2 separate regions of the Mus musculus genome follow, and region 2 is linked to region 1. A link is a loop called in an ENCODE intact Hi-C map of the cell type or tissue named here. Cell type or tissue: left cerebral cortex. All regions are shown on one strand.

Evidence for each region. A loop is a pair of places that touch in the nucleus more often than their neighbours do. Peaks named below come from ENCODE experiments on the same cell type or tissue, not always from the same donor. Only the 100,000 strongest peaks of a DNase experiment are listed, where the experiment ranks them.
Region 2: a loop joins it to region 1, with 1.9 times the contacts of the local background. A loop is called at or near these places in 2 of 42 quality-filtered maps.

Annotation. Positions count from the first base shown.
Region 1 is chr5:134,399,636-134,403,635 of GRCm38, reverse strand. Gtf2ird1 (general transcription factor II I repeat domain-containing 1) reads left to right here. Exons shown (of 30, transcript NM_001081464.2): 8 at 1,442-1,525. Among named protein-coding and RNA genes, the nearest start is that of Gm46925, 53 kb to the right of the region's middle. In left cerebral cortex, no CTCF peak of the experiment used is centred here; a DNase peak (open chromatin) is centred at 1,598.
Region 2 is chr5:134,457,746-134,461,745 of GRCm38, reverse strand. No RefSeq gene overlaps it. Among named protein-coding and RNA genes, the nearest start is that of Gtf2ird1, 3.0 kb to the right of the region's middle. In left cerebral cortex, a CTCF peak has its summit at 2,335 (motif pointing right); no DNase peak of the experiment used is centred here.

The DNA.
Region 1 (4,000 bases):
TGTCACAAATATCTCAAAACAGCAGCTTAAAATAAGTGTTTGTAGCCCAATATAAATATATTTTATACACACACACACACACACACACACACACACACACATATATATATATATAATCTGGGGTCTCAGCATACGGAATGGTACCACCCACAGTTGGCATGAGTCTCCTCACTTCTTTGCACCCCTATCTAGAAATTTTCTCACAAACACATCTAGAGGTTGGTTTTCATGGTAGTTCTGTCACATTGACAAGCAGGTCTGATGATCAGAGCCGATGAGGAAGTCAGTTTTGGTGTAGTATCTCTCATAAGCTCGTAGGCATGGTGTCAGACAGGCTGAAGCCGGAGAGCCGTGTGTAAGGTCACTCTTGCAGCACCTGGGCTAGCCTCTAGATTGGGTCAGCTGACCAGGCTCGCAAGATGGCAGCTGATATTCTCCAAGTTAGCGATCCACCACTGAGGAAGGAGGAAGTGTGTATTTTCATGACCTCTCTTCAGAATTTACTGTCACGGCCGCTCCATTTTATCCATGAGAAATCCAGAATGTTCCAGCCAGTTCTCAGAGGGGGAAGAATCTGATTCCTCCCCGTGAGAGAAGAAAAATCAAAAAAGCTAGATGTAGGCCTTTAGCTCAGCATCCAGGAAGCAGAGGCAGGAGGATTTCTGTGAGTTCTAGGCCAGTCTGCGCTACCTAGTAACAGGGCAGCCAGACCTACACAGTGGGACTCTGTCTCAAAAAATAAAAAATATAAACAAAAAGGAAAAGGGGAGCCGTGTACGGAGCGGAGGCAGGCAGTTCTTGTTTGAGACCAACCTGGACTGTACAGTAAGGCCCTGATACAAAAGAAAGGAAAAGAAAAATGGGGGAGCGGGGCTGGGAATGTGGCTGCGTATTGTTTAAGAGTCCCCTAGTATGGGGCTGGGCCACTCTCACCACAAGAGTCCCTGTCCAGAATGTCTCAATGAGGGGCTGGGAGCTTGGCTCAACAGTAAGCCACTTGTCTAGCATGTACAGGGTCCTTAGCTTCTTCCACTCGCACCTGCCTAATTTGCTAGACATGGTGACACAGACCTGTCATCCCAGCACTCAGGAGGCTGAGGCAGGAGGATTTCAAGGTCCAGTCTGGCCTTGTCTACATAGTAAGCCCCTCCTTTCTCAAGAAATGTAGCATTCCCAGACTTTTGTCTGCCTGAGGTAGGGCGGTCTGTGGAGAGGAAGGTCAGCTACACAGCTCTTTGGGAGATGCAGAAGTGGACACAGGGACCAGTGAGGGAGCACCCCAAATCTCAAAGGGGCTGAGGTGACTGTGAGTGGGAGGCCTGGGTGCTTTAGAGTGGCACCCTAGGCTCCTGGAGGGAGAGTGGCAGGAGCCTGGGGCTCTGACAGGAGGCAGCCCCCATTTTAGGGACCAGTCCTCACTGGGCCTTCTGTGTTTTGATAGAGAAGTGGGATCCCTTCATCAAGGAAATGGAGGACATCAATACCCTGCGGGAGTGCGTGCAGATTCTGTTTAACAGCAGATACGGTGAGTGGGCGGCGCGGCCCACCGGGTGAGCATCTCATTATGTGTGGCAGTCGCTCATGTTCCCCAACACAACAGCATGAGCCATATGCCCGCGCCCGCGCAGCGTCAGTGTGGATGGCATCCGGCGTGGGCTCTCCCCTGTCTGGGGAGAGGGTGGTTGTGTCAATATTTCCTTCGCAGATTCTTTGTGGGGGCGGAACGATGGCAGATCCCCAGACCTTGAGTCACCTATGGGGAGATGGGCAGGGGTACACATTGCTCTCTGTTGGCTTAGAGTGTTTCTGCAACCCCGTGATATTCTCTGATGTTCTGGTGTGTGTGTGTGTGTGTGTGTAGTTGTACATGAGTGTGCAGGTGTATGTGCATGTGTGTCAAGTCCAGAAGAGACCCGCAGGCATCATTTTTTTAAGCATCATCTACCTTTTGTGTGTGTGTTGTTGCTGAGACAGAGTCTCCTGCAGCTTAGACCAGCGTTGTCATGGCTGACGTTCAACTCGTGATCCTCCTGCCTCTACCTGAGTGCTGGGATGATAGGCGTGCATCGCCACGTCCAGTTTTATATTGGAGCTAGAGATAGAATACAGGGATATATTAAAATGTTCTTGACCAGTAAGGCAGCCCTGTCCAAAAAAAAAAAAAAAAATAGTTGGAGAGATGGGCTAAGTGGTAAAGAGCATTGGCTGCACTTCTGGAGGTCTTGAGTTTAATTCCCAGTAACCACTTGTGGCTCACAACCTTCCATAATGGAATCTGACTCCCTCTTCTGTATATGACAGATCACTCATATACGTTTTTATATGTGTGTGTGTGTGTTATTAGATATATTTGTATGTGCATGCTTGTTTGTGTGCATGTGTGTGTGTGTGTTTGTGTATATGTGTGTGCCAAAATGTAAGAGTAGAGGTCAGAAGGTAGCTTATAGGAGCCAGCTCTCTCCTTCCACTGTGTAGGTCCCAGCTACAAAGCATGGACTGACAAGGCTTGACCCCTTTAGCCCCTGAACTACTAACTGTCTTACATTCCTGTTGCTGTGATAAAACACCATGACCAAAATCAACTTGGGGAGGCAAGGGTTGATTTTTATTTCAGCTTACACTTCTCAGTCACCCTCCGTCTCTGAAGGAAGGCAGGGCAGGAACTGAAGCAGAAGCCATGGAGGCACAACGTTTAGTGCCTTGCTCTCATGGCTCGTCCAGCTTGCTTTCGTACATCACCCAGAACTGCCAACCCCAGGTGACACTGCCCATCATGAGGTGGGCCCTCCCACATCGATCGTCAGTGGAGAAAATGCACCACACAGGCTTCTCCCTAGGCCATTGGGGACATTTTCTAGTTGAGGTTCTCTCTTCCCAGCTTGATAAAACTAACCCATGCAGCCATCTTCCTGGAAGTCTCCTGTAAAAGTCACTTTTATTCACCTAATGTAATTGTCATCTCAGAGGCTGACTGTCTGCTAACCTAGCCTACGTCCTGGAAGCTTCTAGCCTCTGGACAATCTTATTTAGGCCTAGAATGTTTTCAGCCTCTGAGACTTACTGCTGACTAAGCTCACCCCATTTTAGTTCATTCTGATCTCTGGCTGCCTGATTCAACTCAGCTGTTCTTGCTCGAAACGCCTCTCGAATCTGACGGATGCAAACTGGCTTCTGACTGAATTGCTCTGTCTGGCCTCAGGCTACCTTTGACAATATGTTCTAATCTTTTGGGTCCTTTTCATTCTCTGGCCCATTCTGTCTTCACCTGTGTCTAGCTTGTTCTGTCTCTGCAACCTGTCTCCTTCTGCACTGCTCTCTTTTGTTTTTGTTTTTGTTTTTTGTTTTTTTGGTTTTTCGAGACAGGGTTTCTCTGTGTAGCCCTGGCTGTCCTGGAACTCACTCTGTAGACCAGGCTGGCCTCGAACTCAGAAATCCGCCTGCCTCTGCCTCCCGAGTGCTGGGATTAAAGGCATGCGCCACCACACCCGCCCTGCACTGCTCTCTTAAGTCACGTCTCTTTCCTCTCTCTTCTCGTGAGAGTTGGCCATATCCTATTCTGTCAAATCTTTCTCTGATTCATCACTTTTTCTACCACTCAATTAGATATCACTTTCAAACATGGCTGCTTCCTTCTACAAGCTAACTTTACTTTCATTGTTTGGGATTAAAGATGTATGCTAAGAGGGATTAAAGGTGCGCTAAGGCTGAGCCTCAGCTTTTCCAGTAAACAACACAGTCTCAGGATTCACAGTGTGATCAAATATCCTGCAACAGTCCCCACTTCTTTGTCCTGATCCTTTGAGACAGGGTCTCTTACTGGCTTGGAACTCACTAAGTAGGTTAGTGGAGCTGGCCAATGAGCCTGGGGCTCCAACTGTCTCCAAAGTGTCAGTGTTGGGGTTACAAGTGCAAGTTACCTCTCCTGGCTTTGTTTTGTTTTGTTCTGTTGAGACAGGGTTTCTCTGTGAAGCCCTGGCTGTCCTGGAACTCTCCCTGTAGA
Region 2 (4,000 bases), 58 kb before region 1:
TAGTTAGTTCCAGGCTAGCCAGGGCTACACAGACACTGCCTAAGTGGGTGTTGGGAGGTTGTGGGGGAGAGAAAGGTAAAATAAGGAAATTAAATTAAGGAAAAATAAGACACACACGACACACATAAGACCACAAGAGTCTGGATGTGGGCTTCTCATGGGAGAGTTGCACTTAGAGTCTTAGGAGTAGACAAATATACCATTTCAATGGCTCTCAACACCTCAAAAGGTTGCTAGGCGACTTTCTCCCCCTCTTAATCTTTTTCACATTTATTTATTCACTTGAGCACATTTACAAAAGCTATGGTACCCTAACTTGGAGGTCAGAGGACAAACAACTTGTGGGAATCGGTTTTCTCCTTCCAGTAGGTGGGCCAGGGACTCAAACTCCAGTCACAAGGCTTGGTGGCAAGTGTCTTTACCTATTAAGCTATCTTGCTATCCCCTTTGATAATTGGAATTATAGGATAGGGGCCTTGGGCAGAATGACAAGCTGAAAAGGTAAAACTAGGAGCTACTGGGGTTACTTACACAAGGGCTTTAATGTGAGACTGATAGAAAATTACAGGTTTGGGTCTGGAAAGAGAAAAGTCTCAAGCAAACGTAGACTGTGTTGGAGCCTTGGATTCTCAGTTAGAGAAAGAGGTTTCAACCAGATTCCAGCAGGGCTCCTCTTCTTTCCCATGTTCTCCTAATTTTCTTGTGTGTGTGTTTGTGTGTGTGTGATATGCATGCACTCATGAGTATTTACATGTGTGTGCATGCAGGCATGTTCTTCTAGTCTCCGCTGAGTTAGCACATGCATGCGCACATGTGTGTTCATATGCACATTCTCGTGAGAGAATGGCGACACATGTAGAAGACAGAAGACAAGTCTTACCTTCCATCAGTTTGACAGACCCTGCCAAAGAAGTATATACTACTTCTTTTATAGGTGAAGTGGGGGTAGGGGGGTGGGGCAGGTCTGAGACAGGGCTTCTTTCTGTAGCCCTGGCTGTGCTGGCACTTGCTCTGTAGACCAGGCTGGCCTCGAACTCACAAAGATCCACCTGCCTCTCCCTCCTGAGTGTTGGGATTAAAGATGGCTGGCATCTAGTTTTTACATGGTTCTAGAAATTTAAAATCAGGTTTTTAGGCTAATGGAGCAAGCCCTTTATTGACTTAATCATCTCCCTACTCCCTCCTCTCTCTGTGTCTCTCTCTGTGTCTCTCTCTGTCTCTCTGTCTCTCTCTTTCTTATTGGAGACATGGTCTCTAATCAATTCCTGTAGCTGATACAGTCAGGCTGGCTGGCCAGCAATACCCCAAGTATCTTCCTGTTTCTCGCTGCCAGTACTGAGTTTAAAGGCATAGGCAGCTACATCCAGCTGAAAACAACAATAATAACAACACAAACTTTAAATTTAATGTAAACTTGTGTATATACGTATGTGTCTGTGGGCAGGTATGGACATGTAGATGTTGCCTTTCCCAGAGCTGCCCAGAGTGGTTGCTGAGTTCTGAGTTCAAGCTCTCTCTACCAACGCAGTAGGTGCTCCTCACTGCGGAGCCATCTCTTCAGACTGTAGTCTGGCTTTTTACCTGGGTTGTGGGGATCGAACTCAAATCCTTGTGTTTATAAAGAAAACAAGAATCTAAGTGACTGAGCTATCATCTCAGACCCTTTTCATGTTCCTTCCTTTCTTCCTTCCTTTCTTTCTTTCTTTCTTTCTTTCTTTCTTTCTTTCTTTCTTTCTTTCTTTCTTTCTTTCTTTCTTCCTTCCTTCCTTCCTTCCTTCCTTTCTTTCTTTCTTTCTTTCTTTCTTTCTTTCTTTCTTTCTTTCTCTCTCTTTCTTTTCTTTGTTTCTTTCTTCCTTTTCTTTGTTCTTTTTCTTCACTTTACATCCCTGTTGCAACCTCCCTCCCTCCTCTCCTCCCAGTTCCACTTTTACAAATCCCTCCCCCATTATCCTCTCCTTCTCCTCAGAGGAGGAGAAGTTCCCCTTTGGGTACCACCCCACCTTGGCTGTCCTGGAATTCACTCTGTAGACCAGGTTGGCTTTGAACTGATAGAGAGCCACCTGGCTCCGTCTCCCAAGTGCTGGGACTAAACTCATGGATCCCCACAGTAAACCCCTTTCATTTAAAAAAAAAAAAAGATTTATTTATTTTATGTATGTGAGTACACTGTAGCTGTACAGATGGTTGTGAACCTTCATGTGGTTGTTGGGAATTGAATTTTTAGAACCTTTACTTGCTCTGGTCAACCCTGCTCGCTCAGTCCCTGCTTGCTCAGGCCCAAAGATTTATTTATTAGTATACATAAGTACAGTGTACATAAGTACACTGTGGCTGACTTCAGACGCACCAGAAGAGGGCATCAGATCTCATTACAGATGGTTGTGAGTCATCATGTGGTTGTCAGGATTTGAACTCAGAACCTTTGGAAAAGCAGTCAGTGCTCTTATCCGCTGAGCCATTTCTCCAGCCCCGGACCCCTTTCATTTTAAGGCAAGTTCTCACTATGTAGCCTGCGGTAGCTTTAAACTTTTAAATTTGTGTGTATGAGTTTGTATACACACGTCCATGTGTCATGGCACATGAGTGGAGGTCAGAGGGCAACTTGAAGGAGTTGACTCTGTTTCCACCACGTGGGTCCTGGGAATCAAACTTAGGTCATTGGGCTTCCCACTGAGCCATCCTGCCAGACAATGAATTTTCAATCCTCCTGCCTCAGTCCCTGAGTAACTGAAATAGCAGGCATGTCCCCAGTACCCAAAAGACATAGAGATCTTACATGTAACATGACTTGCATCTAGTAGACATTTACTAAGCGATGGCTGTTCTCAGCATTATACACTGTGGGAGTCAGGCCGTAGCTGGCAGAGAGGCTATGGGAAGGGGGAAGTGGAAACTCAGATAGGGGGAACTGCCAAGGCAAGCCCCAGGTCACTTGGGTAGAAAGTGGAAACGCCAAGATTTGAACTCACGCCCACCCCCCTTACCCCTTACCCCCCAGCTGCCAGATCGTTGATATTTGCACTGGCTTTGGTGTCAAACTAGGGCAGGCACTGCACAAGTGGGTCAGAGGGCCTGGCTAGTAAGGCCTCAAGGCTTTATTAGGACTCTAGGGGCCCATCACCTATGGCCTTGTTTCTGATCCCTGGTGCTCTGCCCAAACCCCTCTGTGGGCACAAGGGCTCTTCTGGTTGGCTCACTGAGAGGAGGCTTGTGAGCCTGTCCCCAGAGATGGTCATCCAAGGTCACTAAATTGTCACTAAGGTCTGGGCTTAATGTGTATGCATGAGGAGATCTAGAAGGAGACCAGGTAGGTTCTGTCAGGATCTGGTAGATCCTTTTTTTGTCTTGTTTTGTTTTGTTTCGAGACAGGGTTTCTCTGTGTAGCCCTGGCTGTACTGGAACTCACTCTGTAGACCAGGCTGGTCTTGAATTCAGAGATCCTTCTGCCCCTGCCTCCCGAGTGCTGGGACTAAAGGCGTGTGCCATCACTGCCCGGCAGGATCTTGTAGATTCCTTTTTTTTATGATCACCTATCATGTAGCCCAAGCTGCCCTCAAACTCACGTTGTTGCTTAGGATGACTTTGTCCTCGAAGTCCTCGAGTCGGTTACTGTGCCATATCATCTGGTTTTATGTGGGGCTGAAGGTCAAACCCAGGGCTTCAAGCAAGCACGCTGGACAACCATTCTATACACTGACTGAATTATATCCCTAGTGAAACTGAGTGTTTTCACTTTTTGAGACAGGATCATATGGGCCAGCCAGGCTTCAAACTCTCAGAAATCCTCTTGCTTCAAACTTCTAGGCCCTAGGATTATAGATGAAAGCCACTAAGCCTAACTCTTTATTATATATATATATATATTACAGGGATTCTCTAAGTTCAGACTGGGCTAGAATTCTCTATGATGCTCAGTCTGACATGAACTCCCAATCCTCCTGTCTCCGTCTCCTGAGTGCTGAGACTACAAGCACATTCTATCATGTCCTGCATCTATTTA